Linked DNA regions of Homo sapiens: region 1 is linked to region 2. Evidence: chromatin loops called from intact Hi-C (ENCODE). Cell type or tissue: gastrocnemius medialis. All regions are shown on one strand. Links, peaks and the distances in the headings refer to the core of each region. The heading gives the core; the rest is flanking DNA.

Region 1 (5,372 bases), core at 204-5,203, 110 kb after region 2:
TGTGGGCAAAGATTTATGCAGAAAAATCTTCATTGTGGTATCTTTAACAGTGGGAAATTAGGTAATCCTGAAATGTCCAAAACAGAAGAAATGGTTAAGCTAATGAAAAATCTCGTTTATAAGCTGGGTTTTTTTGTTTTTTTGTTTTAATGTGGAAAAATGTAGGTGATCCCATAGGCCTTATAATGATGGATTGCTCCAGAGTCTTTTCTTGGGAGTTTTTAATCCCATCCAAGAGTTTTGAAATAACATTGTCTAGAATGTTTTTGGTAAAGAAAAGTGGGTGCGCTACAGCATCAGACAGACCTGGCTCAAACCTCAGTTTTGTTGCTTACTCCACTGTACAATCTTGGGTAAATTAATTTCTCAGGGATTTAGTTTTCCCTTCTCAGATAGGAGGATTAATAGGTCTGTGTAAAGATTACTGATAAACAGCCTCGTGCAGTGGCTCATGCCTGTAATCCCAGCACTTTGGGAGGCCAAGGCAGGCAGATCACCTGAGGTCAGGAGTTCGAGATCAGCCTAGCCAAGATGGTGAAACCCTGTCTCTACTGAAAATACAAAAATTAGCCACTCATAGTGGTGTGTGCCTGTAATCCCAGCTACTTGGGAGGCTGAGGCAGGAGAATTGCTTGAACCTGGGAGGCGGAGGTTGCAGTGAGCCAAGATTGCACCACCGCACTTCAGCCTGGGCAACAAGAGAGAAACAACTCCATCTCAAAAAAAAAAAAAAAAAGAGAATTAGTAATAAAACAAGATTAGTGTATACATGTACATCACTTACATATATATGTATAGCATCTTGCATATGGTAGATGAATGGTAGTTACAATTATTGGTTACAACTTCAGTGTATCAATGGCTTAAATAGAGCACTGTAGGAAACACAATTAACTATTCAACGAACTTGTGATTTGGCTCCTATAGGCAAGCATGGTGCCAGTATGGAGAGAACACAAATGACGAAGGTCTCTCTTCTCAAAAAGTTTACACTCCAGTGGGAGGCAGGCTATGAATTTAAACAAAAAAAAGTAAATGGAACTTTTAAATTCAGATATTTTCTGTTGTTCCAGACCTAAGGGAAAAGGGAGAGTAGTCTACAAAAATGTCCCTCACAGCCAGCCGTGCTGTCACCCATGAAAGTTGCAGCACTTATTCTATGGGCTTTTTATGTATTACCAACCTTGCCTTTCAGCTTTATGACCTGACACAGGTTAGAGAGTCAGTAAAAAACTGAATCAGTCCTAAAAGACCATCTATAAGTACTGATAATGTGAATGAATAACTCTTTGCTATTGCTCTTTCATACTATAATTTCTCCTATAGGTAAAGTTTTCACTCTTTATTTTAGAAAACACACTTTTGAGGTTATCTCACTAATTGGCAGGATGAAATAGCTCTCAGGTGGCTGTTGTTAGCTAATGTCCCAAGCAAAGCAGTGTTATAGTGGTTTCCAAATTTGTCCACAGATTAGAATCACCTGGAGATCTCTTACAAACTACAAGTCCCAGGCCACATCTCAGACCAATTAAGTCACAATCTCTGGGGAAGGGACACAGGCATCAGCATTTTTTGAAGCAGACAAGTTTGGGAACTGCTATCATATCATTTAATGGCTGAGACCACTGGCTCTGGAATCAGAGTTCCCGGAACGAAATTTTGGCTCTAACTTCTGATCTAAGGCAAGTTTATTTAGGCTCTCTGCAACTAAGTATTTTCACGACTGAGTTCTTGCTTCAAAAAGTTGTTAGAGGAAAGTTAAATAATACAAGGAAAGCACTCTGCACAGTGTCCAAAACACAGCACTATAAATGAAATCCATTATTAATTCTAAGAATTTAGGAATTAAGATTCTGCTTAAATTTCTGTGAATTAAAAAAAATGTGGCTGGGCACGGTGGCTTATGCCTGTAATCCCAACACTTTGGGAGGCCAAGGCAGGTAGATCACCTGAGGTCAGGAGTTCAAGACCAGCCTGGCCAACATGGCGAAACCCCATCTCTACTAAAAATAACAAAAATTAGCTGGGTGTGGTGGCGGGCGTCTGTAATCCCAGCGACTCAGGAGGCTGAGGCAGGAGAATCGCTTGAACCCAGGAGGCAGAAGTTGCTGTGAGCCGAGATCATGCCATTGCACTCCAGCCTGGGGGACAAGAGCGAAACTCCGTCTCAAACAAACAAACATAAACAAAAATGTTTAAGTAATTGTTAAGGAAGTGTTTACTATTAAGGGTTCCAACTGCTTTTTTTTTTTTTTTTTTTGAGACAGGGTCTCTCTGTTGCCCAGGCTAGAGTGCAGTAGCGCAATCATCACTCACTGCAACCTCCACCTCCCCAGTTCAAGCGATTCTCGTGCCTCAGTCTCCCGAGTAGCTGGGACTACAGGTGTGTGCCACCAAGCCACGCTAATTTTATTTTTTGTAGACAGGGTCTCACTATGGTGCCCAGGCTGGTCTTGAACTCCTGGGCTCCAGCAATCCTCCTACCTTGGCCTCCCAAAGTGCTGGGCATGAGTCACCACACGTAGCCATGAAAATTATTAGTAAAATGTTAAACCTACTTTGTAAACATGTACTCACATGTATTTTCATTGGTTTATGTGTTTCTACCCTCCCTTCATTTCTAAAAGGATTTGAGGTTGCTTACATAAACAGACTACAATAGGATATGTCTGTTTTTAGATGAAAAACTCAAGGAAAGAGAAAAATAGTCAGGAGAAGGGTAAGAAAAATAAGGGAAGCATAGATAATAAAGCCTAGCATAGTTGTATCAGAGCTTTCTACCAGGGAAAGAAAGACACCAGCTGTTCCTAACAGTGGAATCTTTTAGGAGGAGGGTGGAGCAGGGGCTTCATCACCATGTATTTCTTTCTTGTGTTTGTTTTCTCTCTCATAGATTAGTCAATCACATGCAAATGTCAGTAGCCCGGCCGCAGACTAGGATTTACACTGACACAGCTGCGCCGGGCGGGTCTGTGTGGACAGCATTGTCCTCAGTGGTATAGGACAGGCTCGATGGCCCCGGGCGTGCTGGCCACCACCTTGCGGACAGTCGTCTCGGGGACACAGAAGCGCAGCCTGCGATGGGCTTTCCTGTTGAGAATGCTGCCGTTGCTGAGCTTTCTGGTCAGTGTTGCAGAGGATGACGTAGTTGTGCAGGTCCACAAGCGGGTCTGGAACTGCTCCACAGTCTCCCTCCCGCCCTCGGGCCAGGTGGCGCTCCAGACGGCGGAGCCAGAGCGCGTGCGGCCGGCAACCAGGCCACCAGGGGGCGCAGGTTGGCAGCGGCTGGAGGGCTGCGGGGCTCGGCCTAGCGGAGCCCAGCAACTCGAACTGCGACACAAGTTGAAATTTAAAAAAAAAAATCTCTCGGATGAGGTCTTAACTGGTGTTATACAAGGAGCAACATAATTATAAAACGTTGGTGGAAAGCCAAATAGAACCCTATTTTTTTTACGTTTTTTCGCCTCTTCAAAGTTTATTCCTGATTTGTGTTGCATGAAACTAAGTTAAAAAAAATAGTTTCCAGTGAAGTACTATAAATGACTGAGTATGAGGCATGATTTTCCCCAAAAAATTATTCTTCAGTAAAGGTTACCGTATATGCAAGCTCTTAAAAGAACCCATCTTAAGAGGTGCTTTCTCAATTGCTTTATTTTCTCAACAAAGAACTGGGCAAGGAAAACGTATTGGGGCCGGGCACGGTGGTTCACACCTGTAATCCCAGCACTTTGGGAGGCCAAGGCGGGCGGATCACTTGAGCTCAGGAGTTCGAGACCAGCCTGGCCAACATGGTGAAATTCCATCTCTACAAAAAATACAAATATTAGCCGGGCGTGGTGGCTCACACCTGTAATCCCAGCTACTCGGGAGGCTGAGGCACGAGAATCACTTGAGCCCAGGAAGCAGAGGTTGTTGCAGTGAGCCTAGGTAGGGCCATAGCACTCCAGCCTGGGCAAGAGAGCGAGACTCCATCTCTCTCTCTCTCTCTCTCTCTCTCTCTCTCTCACATACACACACACACACACACACTCTCTCTCTCTCTCTCTCTCACATACACACACACACACACACACACACACACACTCTCTCTCTCTCTCTCTCTCAATATATGCTAGAATGGGAAAAGTACAGAGTTCTCCCTACCAAAATTAATAGGTTAAGCGAAGGAAAGGAATAAGAAATTCAAAACAGATTTAGTAATTATTCTTGGGAATATAATCTCATAATCCTAAATGCTAGGTGTTGTTCTAAAGCTTTAAACATTATTTTATTTATTTATTTATTTATTTGAGACAGAATCTCACTCTGTCACCCAGGCTGGAGTGCAGTGGCGCAATTGGCTCACTGCAACCTCTGCCTCCCGGGTTCAAGTGATTCTTGTGCCTCAGCCTGCCAAGTAGCTGGGACTACTGGTGCACACCACGACACCTGGCAAATCTTTGTATTTTTAGTATAGAAGGGGTTTTGCCATGTTGGCCAGGCTGGTCTCAAACTCCTGGCCTCAACTGACCACCAGCGTCTGCCTCTCAAAGTGCTGGGATTACAGGTGTGAGCCACCATGCCCAGCCCTAAACTTTATTTTAAAAAGCAAAACATGGCTGGGCGCGGTGGCTCACGTCTGTAATCCGAGCACTTTGGGAGGCCAAGGTGGGCAGATCACGAGGGCAGGAGGTCGAGACCATCCTGGCTAACACGGTGAAACTCCGTCTCTACTAAAAATACAAAATATTAGCCTGGTGTGGTGGCGGGCGCCTGTAGTCCCAGCTACTCGGGAGGCTGAGGCAGGAGAATGGCGTGAACCCGGGAGGCGGAGCTTTCAGTGAGCCAAGATCGCACCCCTGCACTCCAGCCTGGAGACTCCGTCTCAAAAAAAAAAAAGCAAAACATAAACACAAAACGCAATAAACCACATAGTGATTGTATTGTAAAGGTAAAAGTACACGTACAGGATGAATTTTTTTTTTTAAGTTCCTACTTTTACATGACATGAATGGGTTCTGATGGCTCGTGATAATTTCCAGTGACAACATCAAACACAGGTTCAAAGGGACCCTGTCTTACTCCTAACAAAATAATAGAATCTAATAAAATAATGGTATCTAGGCAGTGAACAAGACTGGTTGTTGAAACCATCTGGTGAAAGGTGGATTGGAACTAACGTTGAGGGATCAGGGCTGACCTCACCTGAACCCACTCATCAATCTTACATTCCCCACAAGTGGGAGAGCCAGAGGATGCGCCTTACTCAAAGTGTGATGCTAGAGGAAGAGCACGTTCAGCACCACCTATCAAAGAACCTTGCCAAAAATAATTTATTCTGAGTTGAAGCAAGCCTCTTAATCTGCAATATGGGATATTTTACCGAATTTTCC
Region 2 (5,372 bases), core at 249-5,248:
GCTTGGGCGATGCCCCCTTCTACCACCTTCAGAGTAACTGAATAAGTGACGAAGGGGAAGACCCCATCCCCTTCCAAAGACCCACCACTTCTCTTGCGGAAGTGGCCACACATCATTTTCCTCACTTAGGAAAATACAAAATGTTTCAAGAGCCCATTGCTTCCAGGAAGTTCACAGTGAGCATAAAAGAAATATAGGCTAAAGAATAATCCACTGGCTTGTTTCCCTTTTGGCCAGCTCACCACAGGACTCTGGGTTTATTTGGAGAATCTGCCATTGATAACCTTTTGTTCTTGGTTTGATATTAGTGCTATTACAAAGAGGTCAGAATGACTGGGAGAGGGAGGATAAGATGACAAATTTGAGCCCAAAGAAATTTTTTGGTTACTACAGAGGTAACCAAAGATTTCCAGTTGATAGTGCTTTTTGTGAGCTAGTTTATAAAAGTAGATATTTTTAAAATAAATGATTACAGGATTAGGGGACAAAAGTAGAACCATTGGGTTGACCCAACTGTCTACCCCAAGCATTGGAATTAATTTAGAAAAAAGCCAGCAGATTGCATGTAACATCTTGAAAAAGCTTATGCAATGTCTTCCCAAAACCACAAAGGAAAAATATAACCACAGGACAAATTACTCCTTGAATGTCTGATGAGATATGAATAGCCACAACAATAAAACTTGTGCTAAGATTAACGTCTGAGTAGCTTTAAAGTATTTTTAGTTCTTTTAATCTGAAATTGTTTAGACTATCTTCAGAGAAACTTCTCAACTGTTTTCTTACTGGAAATAGTTGAAAAGCTTTATAAGGCCAAGGTTACCCAGGCAGTTTGATTTATATCTTCTTTAAGAGAGACAGAGCGAGAGAAGAAACGAAGTAACAGCAAACATTTGTCAAGCAAAGGGCTGAGAGCTTTGCAGAGAAATAACAGATACATTTGACTATAGAGATCTTCCACCTTCGTTTCTAGAAATCAGGTTTGCTTGGTGTACCTTGGAGAAGTAGGCGCTTTCAAATGGTCCTCCCACAAGTCTCAGCAGCCAACCAAAGCCAATGATTCTCAGCCAACTAACCCAAGGAGTTCTTTAAAGTTAACCAGGACCTCTCCACAAAATCTCATACAAAGTCCTGTAACAAGAAGCCACAGAAATCTCATAAAATAAAATGCAGTAAATTAAATGTAAGACCAGTAGCAGCCCTTGAGTGTTATAACAGGAATTAAATAACCAAAAAAGAGGGGAAAGTATAAGCAGAACAGTCAGTTTAGAAATTAATATTTCTGAAGGACTGAGGATTCTACAAAGAAAAAGACAAAATTTTCATGGAAGAGCCGGCACAACTATGTTACACAAAATTAGCTGGAACCTTCCTAAGGCAAGAAGTAAAATCAGAGGCAGCTGTCTCCCAGCCCTTGTTTTCTTTCAAGCGAAGCAAGCAGTGGTGGGTGGTTCCCGTGGGCAACTTTGGCTAGAATTGGTGTCCTACTAGGACAGTCTATGCCCATTCAAAATGGCAATGAGCTCCTGCCTGCATTATGACTACTGCCCTCCTGATTTTTCCTACCAGACTAATGACAGACTGCCCCACTGAGAAGGGTCTAGCGGAGCACAGGTCACCAGCTGGGCAACATTCAGAAAGTTAGTCTTCCTATGCTCATTTTCCTGGGCTGTTACAGAAGAAGACTGGAAGAGGTAATTTCCAAGGTTCTTCCCAGCTCTGAAGTTGTGTGTCAAAGGTACGGGCAATGGGTGCACACAGAAGAAGAAGTGTTTCTGACCTGGTATGACCCTCTCCTGCCTAGCACCGTGACAGGAATCAGTGCTATGATTTTTAGGTGGGAAAGCACAGAATCCCCTAAAAACATGGGATTTCATGGTGGCTTGGCAAGTGACTTGAGCCAGACTCTCACAGTAGAATGACTTCCCGTTGTGCCTGAAAGCCCCTTCAGAGTGACCCAAAGGAGAGGTAAAGACACTTATTTAGGAAGTAGAAGATGCAGGTCACAGTGGAGAAGGTTATAACAGCATTGGGTACATTCTGCCGGGACATCAGTGAAGTGTGGCTCATCCCAGGCACAAACCACATCACAACCTACTCAGGATTGTGCTGGATGATTTTGCAATTGTTTGTTAAAACAACAAACCAACGTGATTCCCACACTTGCCCTTGTCTTTTACTGTCAGCGACAGTCAAGTCCTGACAGGTGTGCCAAACCCACAGCCAAGGATATCTTGAAGACTCCAACTTTCTATACCTTCATGCATCTTAAATTAGCAGGAGGAGGTGGATGGGGTTACATCTGCCAATTTTTAAAATTTTTAAGTTTTTGGTCCCAATTCAGAGACTTCGTAGGTATGGAGAGAACCCAGCAGGAAGTCATGTTGCTTCAAATTTGCTAGAGTAATGGTTGGCTCTAAAGTAAGGAGATACAAGAGATCTTGAAGCTTGTGATGGGCCCATTTTCCTGACTTTATAGTAAATTTTAATACAATCACAGGGAAGTCTGAAATTTTAAAAGACAGCTGACTGGATCCTCCTCAGTTGGATTGTGGCTCCATCTTGCAAGTCCTCCCCTCGGGGAGCACACAGTGAGGCAGGCTCTTTGCCGTAAATTGTGGAATAGTGGCCTGGTGACTGCAGGCCGGGGACTCACTAAAGCATACTTAGAAAGAGTGGGGGCGAAGGGTTGAAGGAGGAGGTTGCAGAGCGGCAGAGTGGCACATGCAAGCCCACAGGTGGAAGTTTCTCCCGTGTCTCAATCCCCTGCCTTAAATCACTTCTCTGCGGACCTATCTCCATCTCTGTAAAATGGAAAGACATTAAAAGCACCGCCTCCGTCTCCCCAACTTTGAGAAGTAACTTGTCTTGCGGGGAACTTTTTTGGAGGAAGGGTGGGGTGTGCAGCCCTGCCTGGAGAGGGCCCCAAAGCGCCAACCCACTGCGGAGACAGAAGGCCGCCTACCGGGGAGGCCGGAGGCCGGCTAGTCGCGGACTCGGGCGAACCCACCCTCGCGATCTGTCAAGTCTGTCCCCAGGGGAGGTCCCCCTTTCGGGAGGAAGTTTTTAAGGGGATTTCTCAAAATCACCCCCGCGCTTCCTTCACTCCTTCCTTAGAGCCGGAGGTCGGTGAGGGCCCGCGGAATCATCTATCTCGCCCCCGTCGCAGGCAGGGATACAGTTCCTGCAAGGGGTCCCGGGGGGCGCGGGAGGCGCAGGACGCTAGGCTCTGCCGTCAGCCCGCAACAGCGCTCAGTCCAGGGAGGGAGGCCCGGGTGGGGGGCAGCCGTAAGCCCCCGCTCAGCGTGCAGCCACCGGGGACTTGCGCGGCCGTGGCACCGCTGGAGGGGGCGGCCTGGGGCTGGGGCTGCCCGGCGGCGCCGCGACCGCCTTCCTTCGCTGCGTCCCGCCCGCTCCACGCCTCGCTCACCGCCGCCGCTTCTCCCTGCCCCGCAGCGCGCAGGGACCATGTCGGCGGAGACCGCGAGCGGCCCCACAGAGGACCAGGTGGAAATCCTGGAGTACAACTTCAACAAGGTCGACAAGCACCCGGATTCCACCACGCTGTGCCTCATCGCGGCCGAGGCAGGCCTTTCCGAGGAGGAGACCCAGGTGCGTCCCCACACGCGCCCAGCGCGCCCCGACCCCTGCCTGGGCTGAGCCTTCTCGCGGCTGGGCGGTCCTGTTCGTCCGCGCCTCCCGCCGGGCTGCCCTCCCCATGATCTCCCATCGCTTCTGCCCGCATCCCAGGGGCCCAGACCCTGCATGGCTCCCGCCGCCGCCTCCCCGCTTCCCCGCTCCCATGGGCGCCCGGTCTCCCCGCCACCCCCATCCAGCCGTGGTTCCCCGGGAGCTGCGCAGAAACCCCTCGGTCACCAGTCCTTTCTTTTCCACTCTCCCCGGCAGCCCGGGATACACGCTTTCTCCCTCTGCGAGTTGGGAGCAGCGTCTCTCGCCTGTCCCTGTCTCGCCTTCCCGGCTCGGTCCCCTCTGGTCTGTCTGCGAAACCTTCGGGAAGATCTATTCTAGGCGGGAATGTCAGAGCTGGAAGGCGCCCCAGAGACCAGCTAGCCATAAATTCAGTCCTCCGGTTTGGCGAACCAGGAGGCTGAGGCCGGGAGGGAGGGCGCTGTCAGGATGGCAGGAGCGGTGAAGCATGCTCTCTCCACCACATCACACTGCAGCGTCCCCCGAGCTGCAGAACTCACGCTGCACGAAGCCACGGAGATTTGGTTCCGATTTTTTAAAAAATTCCCCGGCTCTAAGGTTTAGAGGTTTTTCCTGGCGTTTTATAAGACGGTAGATAGCTAACATTTCAGCTGACGGCAGCGGCAGCCGATGTCCCCCTAAGTGCATTCATTGACTTATCTATTTTTTAAATGCTCCTGTATTATCCCGAAAAGTGCCAGGTAAAGAATGCAACACGGCCTGTGGTTGTTAACCACAGGTGCAATGTGGGAGCCTTTAGCTGACTTTTAAAACCCTGTCTAAACTCCGACTTCTCTTTTCCCTTTGGTCATGGAAAGACAATCCTTTTGCATGATAGACTACTTGGAACTGATCTAGCATCTCTCCTGTGGGTCCCCAAAGCACTTCACACTTCTAACCTCAACTCTAAAGCAGAGACATTATTTTTCCTATTTTATATACCAGAGCATCAGGCACTTGTCCTGTCACCATGAGCCATGCTCAGTTGAGGTTTAGAAGCTTGTAATGGATCCAGTAGATCCAAGGACCAAGACCCTGGACCCCAAGTCCAAAATTATTTTTACTAATTAAGCCAGAGGCACTCTTTGGAGAGCTTGTCCATAGATGATCCTGTCATTTACAGGTCAAACAGAAAGGCAAACATATCTATTTTTAGCAAATGGAACAGCTGTCTGGCCAACCAGAACCAGAACTTAAAGGAAGGTGATTTACTGTAACCCAAGTCTAACAGCTCATGTTTCTTGGCATCCCCTGAGAAGGCAGCCTGCTGAAATTTTATCATTTGAAATCCCACGCTATGCTTAGAAAAGAGGAGTGATCATGGAGACAACTTATCTTTTAAAAACAAGGCTGTGAAATATTGTGGGCACAGCACCAACAAGAGGTCCAACCCCTTCTCGGCCTCTGATTGTGCCTGGCGAGTTGCCATCAGTCATCTTACCTATAAAGCAGCATAATTACGTTGACCTTTGTAATGGCTAATACTTGCCAGGCATTTTTCCAGGCACTGTCCAAGTAGTACATCATTTATTTGTCACAACAATGCTGTGAGGGTAGATACTATTAGCCCACTTGTCCAGATAAGGCAACTGAGGCACAGAAAGATTAAATATACTTGCCCAAGACAGCAGCCAGAAGGCAGCAGGACCAGGATTTGAACCCTG

The links. Hi-C counts contacts between places; a loop is a spot of excess contacts. Peaks named below come from ENCODE experiments on the same cell type or tissue, not always from the same donor. Only the 100,000 strongest peaks of a DNase experiment are listed, where the experiment ranks them.
Region 1: it touches region 2 in a loop (2.6-fold over the local background); 2 of 110 quality-filtered maps call a loop at or near these places.

Annotation. Positions count from the first base shown.
Region 1 is chr4:56,542,607-56,547,978 of GRCh38, reverse strand. All of the region lies in intron 1 of SPMAP2L (sperm microtubule associated protein 2 like), which reads right to left. Among named protein-coding and RNA genes, the nearest start is that of SPMAP2L, 15 kb to the right of the region's middle. RefSeq lists a silencer at 3,165-3,354. In gastrocnemius medialis, for the core only: a CTCF peak has its summit at 3,267 (motif pointing right); a DNase peak (open chromatin) is centred at 3,188; H3K4me3 peaks cover 746 bases.
Region 2 is chr4:56,654,097-56,659,468 of GRCh38, reverse strand. HOPX (HOP homeobox) reads left to right here. Exons shown (of 4, transcript NM_032495.6): 2 at 1,570-1,694; 3 at 3,457-3,612. The coding sequence starts at 1,653. It overlaps LOC124900708 (a long non-coding RNA gene), which reads right to left and starts at 1,576. Exons shown (of 3, transcript XR_007058128.1): 1 at 996-1,576. In gastrocnemius medialis, for the core only: a CTCF peak has its summit at 2,912 (motif pointing right); DNase peaks (open chromatin) are centred at 2,951, 4,078 and 4,888; H3K4me3 peaks cover 2,205 bases; H3K27ac peaks cover 3,665 bases.